2 separate regions of the Homo sapiens genome follow, and region 1 is linked to region 2. A link is an interaction called in ENCODE POLR2A ChIA-PET data of the cell type or tissue named here. Cell type or tissue: OCI-LY7. All regions are shown on one strand. Links, peaks and the distances in the headings refer to the core of each region. The heading gives the core; the rest is flanking DNA.

Evidence for each region. ChIA-PET counts read pairs that join two places held together with the same protein. Peaks named below come from ENCODE experiments on the same cell type or tissue, not always from the same donor. Only the 100,000 strongest peaks of a DNase experiment are listed, where the experiment ranks them.
Region 1: POLR2A ChIA-PET joins it to region 2 with 7 read pairs; 2 of 35 experiments call an interaction of 5 or more read pairs at or near these places.

What each region holds. Positions count from the first base shown.
Region 1 is chr4:11,065,551-11,073,921 of GRCh38, reverse strand. No RefSeq gene overlaps it. Among named protein-coding and RNA genes, the nearest start is that of MIR572, 300 kb to the left of the region's middle. RefSeq lists an enhancer at 7,300-7,946. In OCI-LY7, for the core only: no CTCF peak of the experiment used is centred there; no DNase peak of the experiment used is centred there.
Region 2 is chr4:10,974,031-10,982,401 of GRCh38, reverse strand. No RefSeq gene overlaps it. Among named protein-coding and RNA genes, the nearest start is that of LINC02498, 240 kb to the right of the region's middle. In OCI-LY7, for the core only: no CTCF peak of the experiment used is centred there; a DNase peak (open chromatin) is centred at 4,661.

The DNA of each region.
Region 1 (8,371 bases), core at 2,150-7,149, 92 kb before region 2:
AGGCTAATTCCCAACTTCCTGATTTACTCAACTTGATCATGATGATGTCATTCACTGAAGGGAGGGGTTGGCACTGGGGAAACATGCCTTGTTCAGTGCTGGGTCTGAAGTCCCTGTTGGAAGTCTTGGCAACTTTTCCTCTTAAAAACAAGAACAGCTTGCAATGGCTTTCAACTCTGGAAGCCCAGAAGACCTGGTTTGCATTCCTGCTCTAACGCTTATCGCCTGTGTAGGCCTTGGCGTGGATCCTCGCCATGACTCAGAATGAACCCAACTTTGCAATATTGTTAAGAAAAGTGCATGTTGTGATTGGCACATAAGTTCATTTAACATCTCGAGAGTCAGCTCCAAGTGGGATGCTGATGGATACAGACAAAATCCCTGTTCTCGTAGAGCTTATAGTCTAGTGGGTACATAATTATAAAAGCAAAATAGAATATGCCATCTGTAGTCACCCAGTTAGCCTTGAGCCCCAGGTGGAAACAGGGAGTCAGTGTGATAGAATGGGCCGTGGATTGAAATGATCCTCTATGGAGGCCTCCCACACTGGAAGTTACTATCCTCAAAGGCAGAGGGCAGCCTGATTAATGTCTGCATCCCCAGATCCGACAACAACAGTCTCTGGTACATAACCTGTATTCAATAAATGTTTGTTGAAGATGAAAATGAGTGAGTTCAGCAGTTTTCACTGGTAAAAAGTGCTGAGTCTGCGAAGAGCTCTGTTGCTGGCGGCAGGCACAGTTCACAGGGTCTTATCACGTAACTGCGACGGGCTTATGCGGTTTCCACGCTCACTTACAAAATTTCAATGACCTACTTAGCTTTCCAAGTCAAAATAAAGAAGTCATTCTGTAAACTGCAACATAATGTGCTGTAAAATATGAAGGTTTCTCTCTAACATATTAACAAAATCACCTGCAATATCACCAAAACATCACTACAATTTCTGGAATAATATGATGCCTTGAAACTGAATAATTTATTTGTGCATTTGCTGACAATGTGCATTTTTGACATCCCATTATTTTCAATTCTGCATCATTTTCTGGTGTAATGTGGTCTCCATTCTGCCACATTATAGCAGAAATCTATTTAATTTCTCACTCCCTGAGATTTCAAGAGCGATTTCCCAAGAATGCCGTTCTTATATCCAGCAGCAACTAAATGTTGAAGAGTGGTGATCCAATTCATTCTTGCAATAAGCCTAAGGTGTAGGTATTCTAATTATCTCTGCTATGCAAATGAGGAAACGGAGACACAGATGGCTTTATGTAAGTGACTGTAAGGGCCTCGGTTGTGAGAATGAAGCCGCAGGATGGTTGGTTTCAATGTTTCCTTGGTCAGAAATATTTTCACCTTCTTGGTCTCATTTGGTATTTCCTAAAAGTCTGTGAAATAAGTTTCATGCTCATCTGCAGTGACTTTTTTTTTTTTAATGACTGAAGGGTTAGGAAATTGTAGAAGAAAGATAGATCTATTATTTATTGAACAACTACTACATATTCTGTACTTTATTTTTAAAATTGGATTTATTTCTCACACTACTCTCAGAAAGGACATAACCTTATACTATTTGTTTCTCCAGTTTGAAGGTCAGGAAACAGAAGCTCAAAAATGTTCAGCGACTTCAAGGCACAAGACCATTGAGTGACTGAGATGTGACTTGAACTTTTTGTTAAATGCTGAGCACCATTCTCTTTTAGATTCGAGATAATGTACCCCGTGGGTGGAGAACCCAGTCATTTCTTGTGATATTCTAAATTGTGCTGCTGGACCAAGTCAGTTCATTGAGAAATGCATTCCAGGACAGCATGATCACGCCCCTTAAAGAATTGCATTTGTCCATATATTCTTTCGTTCAAAAAGTGACACGTTTTATTTATTGTTGAGCTGGTGGAAAATATTGTTCATTTAATCAGGATCCCTGTCCTTACAGCACATGAGAGAATTTTTTATTTTATTTTATTATTATTATGAGAGAATTTTTTTTAAGCTTCACTACCACAAAAGAGAAATCCATGACTCTTCTAATCAGCTCATTCATTGGTTTATATGAGATGATCTCTGGGATTCTTCTAACTTAATGTCTTTCTCTTCTTTGGCCACTGATAAATTTAGAAAAGAATTTGCAGCGTATCTTTAGCAAGTATACAGAATTACAAGACTAGCAACCATTCAGTCCCCTTTTGGGAATGAGCCATTTTGGGCAGGGACCAATAGCTTAGGCTATTTTCCTATCCTATTTTTTTTTCCTTTGTCTCAATTTTCTCAATAACAATGTTCTTATATACCATATGCTATATTAATATCATCTTGGCATTTTGTTGAGTTAAATACATAAACATTGGTGTTCATTATTATGTATTAATATGTTAAAATATTGTTATGTATTATATGATTATGTATTATAGGCAATATTATTATGTATTAAATATGTAACTAAATATGTAAACAATAACTAACATTTCCCATGTATAATGTTGCAATACATATATTGTTTTCTATCCATGGTTCCTGGCTCACACCTCCCACAGCCCTAGCCCTTATTACAGTCTTTTGTTAAAATGTTGGTGTGCTTTAGGCTTCAGAAGCAGGACTCAGAAAACACAAGAATATCTGACTTTCCCCTGCCCTCCTTTCACCAGTCCAAGGAAAGACTCTAATCTTTTCCCACCATTCTGACTATGAATCATATGACCCTCATTTCAGAAGCAGCCCTGTCCCGTGTCCTAGAGAAAGGATAACTGCACAGACAGGCCAAGATAAATCTGAACAGATATGTCATGCAGCGTTTCCCCACCCAATCTAGTATTATTACTTCATTCCCTTTTATTCTAATCACCTTTCTACACAGTTATCAATTGTGCCTATCCAGTGACGTTTCCATAAAAGGCCCATGGGGGCAGTGTATGAAGAGCTTCTGGATAGCTGAACACATATGGGTGGAGGTTCCTGGAGGGTGGTGCTCCCAGGGAGGGCATGGAAGCTCCACATTTCTTCCCCCATGCCTCGTCCTGTGCATCTGTTCATCTGTATCCTTTGCAATATCCTTTATAATAATCTGGCAGATGTGTTTCCCTGAGTTCTGTGAACCACCCCAGAAAACTAACTGAATGCAAAGAGGGAGTTGTGGGGAACCAAACTTAAAGTCAATCAGTAGATAGTGTTGGGAGTTGAATTGGAGGACACCCAGCTAGTATCTCCAGGTAGATAGCGTTGAAGTTTAATTGGAGGACAACCAGCTGGTATCTGCTGCGGAATTAATTGTTTGCTTTTTGGGAGAGAGAAATCCCCACACATTTGGGGGTCACAGAAGTCTATTGCTGATTGTTGTTGGGTGAGAAAAAAAGCACATTATATTTGTGTTTAATATTTCCACAGACCATGAAACAAGCCATCTTCAGAAGCCAATCTACATTTGGGGGTGATATTTTCTAGGAAGTCATCCAGAGAGATAAACTGTACAACAATGATGATAACAATAAAAATAATGAATAATTAATAAGTGATCACATGTCGTGTGTTTACAATGTGCTCATTGTGCTAAATTCTTCCCATGTATTTAATCTCCATAATAAACTTAGAAGTAAATATAACCAACCCTTTTGACAGATGAAGAAGTTGAATGTTAGCAAGATCAGAGCTTGTCCAAGGCCACCGCCTGGCAAGGGGTGAAGCTAGGGTCCCATCCCAGGTCTCTCTGCCTCCTGACCTCACCTTTTCCTCCACTAGGTCTTGAAAGAAGCTGAGCAGTAGAGTGAGGTGGGGAGGAGGGATAGTGAAGCAGACAGTGAATGGTCACAGGAAAGATTTCATTCAGGTCTCTGGTTTCAATTCTGTTGTTTTCAGCCCTTTGAGATAGATGACGTGACCCAGTTAATATGTATTGTATTTGCTACCCTGCAGAATTGTTAATTCAAAAAGGTGGGAGATTTATGAGTTTTGCACAGTCCTGTTTCATAGCTGCAATGTGGAGCTTCTCCAGGGAGGTAGTTTGAGAGCACTAGCTTTTCTGTGGGGTCAGCACACTTTTAAGTGAATTGGCCCCAAAGAAGAATGAATAAGGCATGGCTGAAATGGCACCAAAAGCAATTGTCACCAGCACCCAGGAGAGAAGGGAATAATTGGTGACAGCCTGGAATGCAGCTCACACTGAGATTGTCAGGTCAGGCAAGCTGGTCCACTGCCTACTCTGCCAGGTTGGGGTGATTCACCTCCCCTTTCTCTATTTAACTTGTAGTTTATATTTAAAATGATATACACCCATTATAAAGAAATTAAAATATACAGAGAAGCAAAAAAAATTAAAACTTGTCTTATCCTCCCAGACGATTACTGTGTGAGATCATATCCTTCCAAATCTTTTTCTATGTAAATACAATTACAAGATTAAAAAAAAATTCTACTGCATCTGCTATTTTAAAAGCAGCTACTTTTCTTTAAAAATATATTGTGAGCATTCGCTCATGCTCATAAATTTTCCACTACAGTAGAGGTTAGAGATGCATGGCTCACAGTTATTTTTCTGTTTTTTTGCATAGTATCTTGACAGACTAAGTAACTGGACAGCATGTGGCAGACTTGGTATCAATTTTAAAAGCTTATCATTTACTGTTTTATCATAGTCCAGACTCACAATTGCATGTAACTGCTTGGCTGCTGTAGGCATCTATGTGAGGCTCCTGCCCTACTTAGTTATGAGAAAGCTTTGAATGCTGCATGAGTTTCCTGTTGCTGCTGTACCAAATGACCACACACTTCGTGGCTTAAATAAAAATATATTTATTCTCTTACAGTCCTATGGGTGAGGAATCTGACATCGTTCTCACAGGGCTAAAATCAACGTGTCAGCAGGGCTGCATTCCTTTCAGAAGCTCTAGGGAAGAATCTGTCTCCTTGCCTTCTCTAGTTTCTAGAGGCCATCTGTATTAACGGACTTAATGCCCCTTCCCCTTCCTCAAGGCCAGCAAAGTAGCATTTATCTGACTTTCCTCCGCCATCACCTCTTACTCTGATCACACCCAGGAACGTTCTTCACTTTTAGAGATATATGCAATTAGATTGGGCCCTCCTGCATAATCCAAGATAATTTCTCTGTTTCAAGCTTTTTAACCTTAATCAAATCTTCAAAGTCACGGGTTCTGGAGATTAGGACAGGGGCATCTTTGGAGCCATTATTTTCCCTGCTGGAGATGGTATACCATCTTATCACTCCAGGTCTGTCATCTATTTAACTTGTTTCCTGTTAACGTACATTTAGGGTGCTGCCAACATTTTTGCTTTATATACAATCCTTCAGTAAAAATTAATATAACTAAACCTTTCCTTAGCTTTCATTGTTTCCTTAAAGAAAATCACTAAGAGCAAGATTTCTTGATTAAAGCATATGCCCATTTGTAAAGTAGTTCCACATTTACATTCAGGGCTCAGTACATATTTCTTAGGTATCTATTTTGTGCCAGGCATTGTTCTGAGTAGCAAGAATTTATTAGTGAACAAAGCAGAAAAAAAAATAGCCATTCTCAAGAGTTTCAGATTATGTAGTGTGTTGGTGGTTAATTGTCTTTTACCAATAGTTCAACTACTTTTGGCGCTAATTTTACAACTGCCTTTATTCAATTCACTACTTTCTTAAGGAACTAGTTTTCTTTCTTTCTTTCTTCTTTCTTTTTCTTTCTTTCTTCTGTCTTTCTTTCTTTTCCTTCCTTCCTTTCTTTCTTTCATTTTTTCTTTCTTTCTTTCTTTCTTTCTTTCTTTCTTTCTTTCTTTCTTTCTTTCCTTCCTTCCTTCCTTCCTTCTTTCCCTTCCTTTTTCTTTCCTTCTCTTCTTTCATCAGTCTTTAAAATATCTATATTTATAATATAGATATAATTAGAATACATATGTATTCTAATATATCAAAAGCAATCAACTAAGCTGGAATATAAAGGAAAATACATTTGTTTACACTGAGAAAGCCCAAGGCCCAAAATGCATTTTTACCACACAGTAGCAGTATGAACTTGGAAATGACCCCTGGTCTTTATCAACCTGTGTGATGCGAATAGAGTGCATTCTATGTGTTAAGCAACTTTTCAATCACTTTACATATATTATTTCAGTTAGTTCTCACAAAAATCCATGAGTTAAATGTCCTTAAGAATGTCATTTTACAAATTAGGAGATGAAGACACAGAGAGGTGAAGTAAACTGTCTGAGGTCACACAGCTAAGAAGTATTAGAGTCTGGATTTCAGCAAGACAGTCTGGCCTCATAGCCTACACTCATAACCTTCTTAATCCTTGTCATGGGTTAAAAATTGTTCCCACACTTTGAAGTTCTAACCTCCAATACCTCAGAATGTGATTTTATTTGGAAACAGGGTCATTGCAGATGTAATTAATTAAGAGGGAGACATGCTGAAGTAGGGTGGGCCTCTAGTCCAAAATAACCAGTGTTATTGTAAAAAGAGAAAATGTGGACACCTGCAATGAGAACATCATGTGAAGATGAAGGAGGGAGTGGGATGATGCTTCTACAAGCCAAGGGATGCCAAGAACCACCAGCAGCTAAAAAGAGACAAGGAAGGATTCTCCACTGCAAATTTCAGAGAGAGCTTGGTTTTCCCAACATCTTGCTTTCAGAGCTTTAGCCTCCAGAATTGTGATAAAATACACTTCTACTGTTTGGAGCCACCCAGTTTGTGGTACTTTGTCATGGCAGACCTAATCTAATGCAATCTTGATCTCCACTGTGGAGATCAACTGATTTATTTTTAGCTTATAGATGACATGAATCATATAACCAACCCTGTCTTACTTTTCTTTAGTTCTCAGGAAGCTCAGAACAAGGTAAAAATTATAGGGCTTTAGGGGGTGCATTCTACTACCTAAATGTCTCTACCTAAACCCTAGCATTCCAGCTGTATTTTACCTTTATTCCAATATCCTTATTTATAGAAATCTTATTGTATCGCATGCAGGTTTTTTAAAAACTTACTTTTGAAGATGGCCGAATAGGAACAGCTCTGGTCTACAGCTCCCAGCGTGAGCGACGCAGAAGACGGGTGACTTCTGCACTTCCATCGTAGGTACCGGGTTCATCTCACTAGGAAGTGCCAGACAGCAGGCACAGGTCAGTGGGTGCGCGCACTGTGCGCGAGCCGAAGCAGGGCGAGGCATTGCCTCACTTGGGAAGTGCAAGGGGTCAGTGAGTTCCCTTTCTGAGTCAAAGAAAGGGGTGACAGACGGCACCTGGAAAATCGGGTCACTCCCCCCGAATACTGCGCTTTTCCAACGGGCTTAAAAAACGGAGCACCACAAGATTATATCCCGCACCTGGCTCGGAGGGTCCTACACCCACGGAGTCTCGCTGATTGCTAGCACAGCAGTCTGAGATCAAACTGCAAGGCGGCAGCAAGGCTGGGGGAGGGGCGCCTGCCATTGCCCAGGCTTGATTAGGTAAACAAAGCAGCCAGGAAGCTCCAACTGGGTGGAGCCCACCACAGCTCAAGGAGGCCTGCCTGCCTCTGTAGGCTCCACCTCTGGGGGCAGGGCACAGACTAACAAAAAGACAGCAGTAACCTCTGCAGACTTAAATGTCCCTGTCTGACAGCTTTGAAGAGAGCAGTGGTTCTCCCAGCACGCAGCTGGAGATCGGAGAATGGGCAGACTGCCTCCTCAAGTGGGTCCCTGATCCCTGACCCCTGACCCCCGGGCAGCCTAACTGGGAGGCACCCCCCAGCAGGGGCACACTGACACCTCACACGGCAGGGTATTCCAACAGACCTGCAGCTGAGGGTCCTCTCTGTTAGAAGGAAAACTAACAAACAGAAAGGACATCCACACCAAAAACCCATCTGGACATCACCATCATCAAAGACCAAAAGTAGATAAAACCACAAAGATGGGGAAAAAACAGAACAGAAAAACTGGAAACTCTAAAAAGCAGAGCGCCTCTCTTCCTCCAAAGGAACGCAGTTCCTCACCAGCAACGGAACAAAGCTGGATGGAGAATGACTTTGACGAGCTGAGAGAAGAAGGCTTCAGACGATCAAATTACTCTGAGCTACGGGAGGACATTCGAACCAAAGGCAAAGAAGTTGAAAACTTTGAAAAAAATTTAGAAGAATGTATAACTAGAATAACCAATACAGAGAAGTGCTTAAAGGAGCTGATGGAGCTGAAAACCAAGGCTCGAGAACTATGTGAAGAATGCAGAAGCCTCAGGAGCCGATGCGATCAACTGGAAGAAAGGGTATCAGCGATGGAAGATGAAATGAATGAAATGAAGTGAGAAGCGAAGTTTAGAGAAAAAAGAATAAAAAGAAATGAGCAAAGCCTCCAAGAAATATGGGACTATGTGAAAAGACCAAATCTACGTCTGATTGGTG
Region 2 (8,371 bases), core at 2,242-7,241:
GCTTTCCCCTCCCTCAACGTGCTACTCATGTTAACCCCCCTTTAAAAAATGCCTCCTTTCTGCCCCAAAAGTGAAGTGGTACTCTTAATGCAAGAGGCTGTACTTCTTCCTCTAAGCTAGTTTTGGAATAAACAGTCATTTTCTTTATATTAATACCAGACCTTGTTATTATTAATTGAACTCTGTAAGCAGCAAACAATGGGACCAGCATTGCAGTTAAAATACCATCATGTCATTCAGGGTTTTTGTGAGTGCAACACCATTCCTGACAGGCTGTAGATTTTAAATAACGTTTTGTTGACTCAATGAACAAATATTTGAATAAATAGATGAACAAAGGAGCAAAAGGCATAAATCAATAGTTTTCACTTAATTCATTGCTTTATCAGTAAGCCTGTCAAAAGAGAAAATAAGATAATACTTCAGATAAAACACCAGTTGGAAATCACTAGCCTAATTTAGTGAAAATCTATGAATGCAAGTCTCTCAGAGTAACATAAGTGACATGAAAGAAACATCTATGTGCTTGAGTTAGGCAGTTTTGTCAGAGGCATTTGAGCCAGAGAGACTCCATTTTGAGTGAGGGCTGGGAAAATGAGGCTGAGACTTGTTGGGCTGCATTCCCAAAAAGTCAGGCATTCCTAGCCTCTAGATGTTTACGGTTAAGGGAACAAATTAGTAATGTTTACTAAAACAGACTCAGACTTGGGAGTGTCCAGATATCCCAACATCTGGAGAACAAAGGCATTCCTAATTATGCTTTAAAGATAATACTATCAATTCTTGCAAAATATAGTAATTAAGAAAATCAATCCTTTGTCACAAACCCTTGTAGCAGAACACATCTCCCCATATATACAAGCATTGTACCTAGGGTGAATGCATTCCTCCTCTTACTTTTGGGAATGCCCTACTCTGTCTATGGAGTAGCTGTTCTTTCTCCACTCTACGTTCTTAATAAACTTGCTTTTGCTGTGCACTGCAGACTTGCCTTGAATTCTTTCTTGCTTGAGAACCAAGAACCCTCCCTTGGGGTCTGAATCGGGACCGCTTGCCTGTAACAGTTTCTATGTAATGCCAAACATGTGCACGAAAATATACTTTGTATTCCCTAAAGAAGATCATTTTGGATTGTGAACCTCTTTTTACAGACAAACCCTCAGCCCCCACCCCATTCACATGTCGCATGAGCACTGCAGTTAATATCTGGAACTAACATGGACAGTGATTCAAAACATCACATGTATGTGGGGGAGTGGACAGCTTAGTTCCAGTTACACTAAAACAAAATAATAAAGAAAACAATGATGAGCTTGAGTCATATCTCAGAAAGCTTGCTGGTGCATTTACTGTAATCAGTATCCATAGGACACTGATGGGTTCATCATTTCAATTTATTTAATGATAAAGGACTCTATTTTTCTCAATGCAATTAAGCAAAATACCACAGTAAACAAGTACTTTAGTGGGATAAAACTACCTCCATTTGAATCACTTATTTTTAAAGTAAGCATTCACTAATCAGCTCTAGAAAAAAAAAAATCCGACTATAAAATTGGCAAATATCTTTGGAAATGGAACTCCTTTTAGAAACCTGTTTAGGGAAAAAAGAACAAGGGAAGATAATTGTCTGTCTAAATGGATGCCATTTAACAAAGATGATTGGAGAGCTCTTGTGTATTTCCTAAACCATTTCTCCTTCAGGGGTTTTTTGACCAACCTTGGAAATCCATAAAAACCAACTATTGGTTTTTCAGTCTTTTTATTGGCTTTTCAACCTTTTATGGTGCTGCTGCAGTAAACATATTTATTGTATACAGTCTTTTTATTTGTTCATTCTTTCAGCAAATATTTTTGAGCTCTTCTATGTTTCAGCCACTCTTTTGGACGCTTAAGATGCTATGATGCACAAAAATGATATGTTTCTGGCCATAATAAAGATTATAGTTGGGAGGGGAGAAATGGTGAGAGGATATATATTAAAATTATAATCACTCAATTAACTTAATGAATCACCATCATGATTTGCTACAGAGGTTAACATCGTAGTACAACAAGGAGGCTTGGTGAATTGTTCAGCCTGGGACTACACTTCTGAGATGACATATTTGCTGGGAGCTAAAGAAGAAATAACTTTAATAGGCCACACTGTATTGAAAGAGTGTTTCAGATGAGGCATGGAATCGCAGCATATGTGAGTGCCCCCAAGTAAGAAGGAGTTCGATCATATTTGTTAATTTTTTGAGCACCAAATACTTCTCCAACTTAGATCTTTTCCAGCCTTCAGGGGTCATAGACTGGTGGGCCAAACAGAGGAGACGGAGCCAGCATCAGCCCTGAGAAGCAGCAGGAGTTGAGTCTTGGGAATGTCACTGAACTTAGGGTGCAGTGCAGGCTATATGCAGAGACTAGAAATTTGTAATGGCTTCATATGACACTGACCCTGGGCATGGTGGTGCAACACCAGCCAGTTCCCACTTACTAGAGGTGTCAGCCCCAACAGTACCTCTGCTTCATACAGTGACTACTAGGGGTTCTTACTAGAAAACTCTTAGAGCCATCTCTAACATGCTCAAGTTCAGAGACCTAGCTAAACTCCCAGCTTGGGATAAGTACAATGTCTCAAAGCAGAGAACGATTATGTCTTTGTATGGCTGGCCCTAGTTTATGCGCTAAGAAATTCTGAGAGTCCGAACAAAACAAGAGTCCCTGTTAGGAAACCTCTGTCAAGGTGGGGCTCTTACTGCTTAGTTTGTTCTCTGGATTATACTTGAAACATTAAATCATGGGACAACATTAGTTTTCCAGATCAACTCACCTAATCTTCAATTTCCCCTCCTATCTATTGAGATATTAATAAAAGTTAGAGTAGCAATCTCAATCTTTTTTTGTAGTAAGGGCTTGGAACAATATCAAGCTGTGCTTGACTTGGAGTATGCGGCAGGGATTGGCGCTGGTCATTCACGCAGGCCAGGACCCACTGTTAGGGGGCTTTGCTCACTGCTGTGCACTCAGCAGGCCTCCCTTCTGGGTGCATGCTCAATGACATTTGGTCACACTTTACCACTTTGCTGCACTGAACCCATTGCGCCTATCTCTGAAGATGTGAGCAGCAAGAGGAGGGTCAAAGTTGCAATCAAGTCAAATGACAAAACCAGCTAATGCTTACTAAGCACTTACTCTGAGCCAGTTAGTGTTCCCAACACATCTTGTATTAACGTATTACATTTTTAGGACAATATAATAAGGTAGGTGTTATTGTTATCTCATTTAAGAGATAAGAAAAACTAAGGCATGGAGATATTAAGTAATTTGCCATGGTAGCACAGCAAATAAGTGGAGGAGCTGAGAGTTAAGCTCAAGTAGTCTTATTCCTGGGCCTACATTTTTTAACGTCCTTACCATGTTGCCAGACAGACAGAACACTGACCAACATCTATGACAGACCCTAGAGCTCTGGTTTAGATGAGGTTGGATTGTGGGCTTAAGGAATGTTTTGGTTGGGCTCTCTTGGTGGTAAGGGACAGAGTCACTCAAGCCAGCTTAGGGAATAAAGGGTTGGATAATTTAAGGATGAATCTAAGTTGGAGGAGAAGACTGAGTCTTGCAGAAACCATAGAGAAGAGTTGTAATTTGCCTCATAGACACTGCAGATGGAGCATGTGTCTGGGTCCAAGGGGGTTTGAACAATCTCAGCAGGGACATTTATAGATCCATCTATGCTTCTCCACCTAGACCACTCAGTCTAACTCATATTTCCCTTTGTCTGCTCCCTTATTGCCTCTCAGGATTATGCCCAGTACTCTCTGTTCTGTATTTGTTGCTTCTGCTAACACCTGATTCCGTCCAATTCTAAGTCTAGGTATATGATGCAACTTCCCAACTCTAACTCTAGGTATACAATGCAACCTCCTTACTCTAACTCTAGGTGTACAACAAAACTTCCCAACTCTAACTGCAGGCGCACAACACAACCCCCAACTCTAGGTTACTATGCAACCTCCCAATTCTAACTCTAGGTGTACAATGCAACTCCCAACTCTAGGTATACAACACAGCCTCTCAACTCTAACTCTAGGTGGACAGTGCAGCCTCCCAACTCTAACTCTAGATGTACAGCACAGCCTAACAACTTTAATTCTAGGTGTACAATGCAACAGACAGAGGCTATGGATATCCTGCCCTACATCCGCTGCCCAGTGCTGTCTTCTCTTCTTGATGGCTAACAGCACCCTTCCTCACACTTCAGCATCTCTGCAGTGTCTGCCTATCGGCTTTTCCCAGGGCGGGTGCTTGTTCAATCCACCTTCAGAGCACCCTAAGGGGGCTCTAACACTCCCAAGGACACTCCCATCCAATGAGGATTGAGGAGTGGAAATTAGGAACTAAATGCCTCAGCTCCTGGAGGATGGATGCATTGCATACTCCTCGGAGGGTCCTCAGGAGAGAACAGGCAGCTGGGAATGCTTCAGGAAGAAACGCCAGGTACCCAGAAGCAAGTAGAAAAGTAATGAATATTAATGGTGTATTTATCTTGGGGCGGGATTTTTACAGTGGCCAGGTTAATAATTTTATGCACATTTATGCAGATCAGGAAAGAGGGCTACAGGGCTGGTGCCTAAAGGGCCCACAGCCAGAATGTGGGGGGACTTAGATATAGTTCACTGCAAGTCAGTTTCACTTCCTCTAATCCAAGGCATAGAGGGATAGACAATGTCAACATGACAAGGACCCAATAGTCACAGGCACTTAATAGATTGAAATTAATATCTGGTGTCTCCCTCAATTGAAAATGAGCAGGTGAGCTGACACCTAACAGTCTATTTTGCAACCTGAGGGATGGCACTTGCCATTTTTATTATATTCTGTTAGAAATGCAGTCCAGATCTCTTTGCCATGAAACTAGCAGAGCCCTACCCTAGATCTGTCATTAAACTGCAATTTGGTGCCAAGAAAATGGTGTTAAACTAATAATTTTTGCTTGAAGAGCATTCATGACTTTAAGAAAAGAACAAAAAAAAAGTGCTTACCATTTACCCAAAGTTTGAAGGTTTAAGCTCTAACAAAAGACCTGCAAAAAATGAGGCAAAAAGCATTTTGGAGAGAACACGGGATATGCCTCTTTCTTCTGTGCACATCAGAGCACTTTCAGACCTGAGGCTTGAGACCACACTCAATTTCTCCAGATCTTAACTTTATTTTGAGAATATTCTATTTAGGACTAGATTTAGGGATCTCCGTTCTCTGAGACAGGGTGGCAATGATAGCACCATTCATATTTTAGGTTAACACTGTGTATGTCATATTTTAAGATCATTTTTTTCTCATTTGATCAATGTAACAACCCCATGAAGAAAGCCCCTCTGTGTTTTGCAGATGAATTAAGAGGTTAGACAACCCAGCTAGGTAAACCTAACAGAAGCGTAACGGAACACAGTTATTTCTTTCTTTTAGGTTATCTTCTTTTGTTCTCAGAAAGAATCAAATAAATTACCTTAGTCAGGTGTTACCATTCCTATTTTCTTTACGGGAGGTAACTAAGGTCCAAAGAAATTAAGGGAACAGGAAGAAAACTTGCTTTGTACAGGTATGGATTTGACTTATTTTTTATTTTGATTTTTTTATAGATTTAGGAAGTACAAGTGCAGGGTTTGTTTGTTTGTTTGTTTGTTTTGAGACGGAGTCTTGCTCTGTCGCCCAGGCTGGAGTGCAGTGCCTCCATCTCGGCTCACTGAAAGCTCAGCCTCCCGGGTTCACGCCATCCTCCTGCCTCAGCCTCCTGAGTAGCTGGGACTACAGGCACCTGCCACCCTGCCCGGCTAATTTTTTGTATTTTTAGTAGAGACGGGGTTTTACCGTGTTAGCCAGGATGGTCTCGATCTCCTGACCTTGTGATCCGCCTGCCTCGGCCTCCCAAAGTGCTGGGATTACAGGCATGAGCCATCACACCCAGCCTGTTGGTTTGTTTTTTACCTGGATTGATTGCATGGTGGTGAATTCTGGGATTTTCGTGCAGCCATCACTCAAATAGTGTACCTTGTTCCCATTAGGTCATTTCTCATCCTTCACCCCTCCACCTACCTTCTCACTTTCTCACTTTTTTGAGTCTCCAGTGTCTATTATTCCACTATCTATATCTATGTATACAGATTATTTAGCTCCTGATATCAAAAATGATTTTTTTTCTTATTGGTGATAGTGCCCAGGGCACAACGGGAGTGGCTCAGATCAAACCAGGGGAGAGGAAGTCCTGACCATGAATGACACGTTAGCAGCAAGAGGGAGTAGGTGAGAGACAGTTCAATAATCCACCAAAGCCTCTAAACACCCATGGCTGCTTGAGGAGACAGCACCATGTTGGTTGCCTTGCATTCCTATTCATTCTGCCCTCTGCTTTCACAAAGGCAGGTGTTCTCTCTCTCTCTCACACACACACACACACATTGGATGCACACACAGTTCTAACAGTGTTGACTCCATGCAGCCCAGCCTTTAGAACTTTCAATTGAATTAAATTCTTAAAATGACCCACTATCATAGATAAGACACTTGCTCTGTGTAGGGTGATTGGGTTTGCTTTTTCATATGTTTTTATTTCATTTATTCTCACAGCAACACTGTGAGGGAGAAATTTTTGTTCCCATCTTATAGATGAGGAGACTAAGTTTTTGAGAATTAACTTGTCTGCCGTTACCTAGCTGAGAAGCAGCAGAGCTGATATTTCCAACCAGGTCTGCCTGGTTCCCAGACAGGGTTTTCTCCATCCCACCCCACACCCTCCAGCAGATATGCCCACAGCCCACAGCGCTAGTACTAGCCACACCCATTCATGTGCTCCTTGTTTATGGAATATTCAGTTTGTGCCTGCCAGAAATTGGGTAACAGGACCAGGCCTTCTTTGCTCAAATGTAGATTGTCCTTCTTAAATACAGAAGTTACAAAACACTACATTTTGAGACTTATAGCCCAGAAGCACCTTACAGTGTGGTGAGTGATGGACAGAACAAGCACACAGTGCAATGGAAACACCAACAGGGCCCACGATCTGGTGCAGGGTTGGTTGGTGAAGGCTTGGTAGGGTGGTAAGCATGGCAGTTAACCTGTGGCCTGAGGGATGGGAGCTAAGCTGGGCAGAAATCAGGGCTCCAGGCAGATGGGACAGGTATACAAAGTCCTGGAGGTGGGGGTGTGGAGGACTCTATAAACTATGCTAAGGAGTCTGACAGATCATAGCAACAGTCAAAAAGGTCAAGGATGAAAAGTCAAGAAGGGTCATTATCAGGTGGAAAATTCTAAAGCTGCTACATGGGGTTAGCCATTTGCTGAGGTCTCTTTAGAAATAGTCTTGTGGATGGTAGGGCTCAGACTGTGCTTGGGTCTTGTCAAACAAAAGGAGTCCCCCATGCTGGCATGTGCCTGTAATCCCAGCTACTTGGGAGGCTGAGGCAGGAGAATTGCTTGAACTCGGGAGGTGGAGGTTGCAGTGAGCTGAGATCACACTATTGTACTCCAGCCTCGGCTACAGAGTGAGACTCCATTTCGAAAAAAAAAAAAAGAAAATGAAGTCCCCATGCTTAAGTTACACCGTTACCCTAAGAACTTGACTTGGTCTGGTTGCGTCCTCACCCAGATCTCATCTTGAACCGTATTTCCCATTTTCCCCAGGTGTCGTGGGAGGGACCCGATTGGGGGTGGTTGAGTCACTGGGGTGGTTATCCTCACGCTGTTCTCGTGATGGTGAGTGAATTCTCATGAGACCAGATGGTTTTATAAGGGGCTTTCCCCACTTTTGCTCAGCACCTCTCATTGCTGCTGCCATGTGAAGAAGGACATGTTTGCTTCCCCTTCCACAATGAATGCAAGTTTCCTGAGGCCTCTTCAGTCATGAAGAACTGTGAGTCAACTAAACCTCTTTTCTTTATAAATGACTCACTCTTGGGTATGTCTTTATTAGCAGCGCGAGAACTGACTAACAGAGAAGTATTAACGTGGTAATATGGTTTTGTTAAGGAAAGTGGTGAAGTACGGAAAAGAAGGGAGTTGGGTTGCCTAGAATCTGTGATTCTAGCATTGAGAATGTTCTGATGGGCTGACTCGGGTCATTCAGTGTTAGGAGAAAGTCTAGCTCTCTAATAGCCACTGCTGTTGTTCTGATAAAGAGTCTTGTATCTAGGCTCCTTCAGGTACTATATTCTAACTACTACATGCTACAGATAATACATAAGGTATACTTCATTCTATTTCCTATTTTTCACAATGGCCCTCTTAGTAAGAGATAACCATCTCTATTTTATAAGTAAAGATAATATGGAGGCTTAGAAAAGTTAATTAACTTTCCCAATGTTACACAGGTGGAGATTGGGATAAAAAT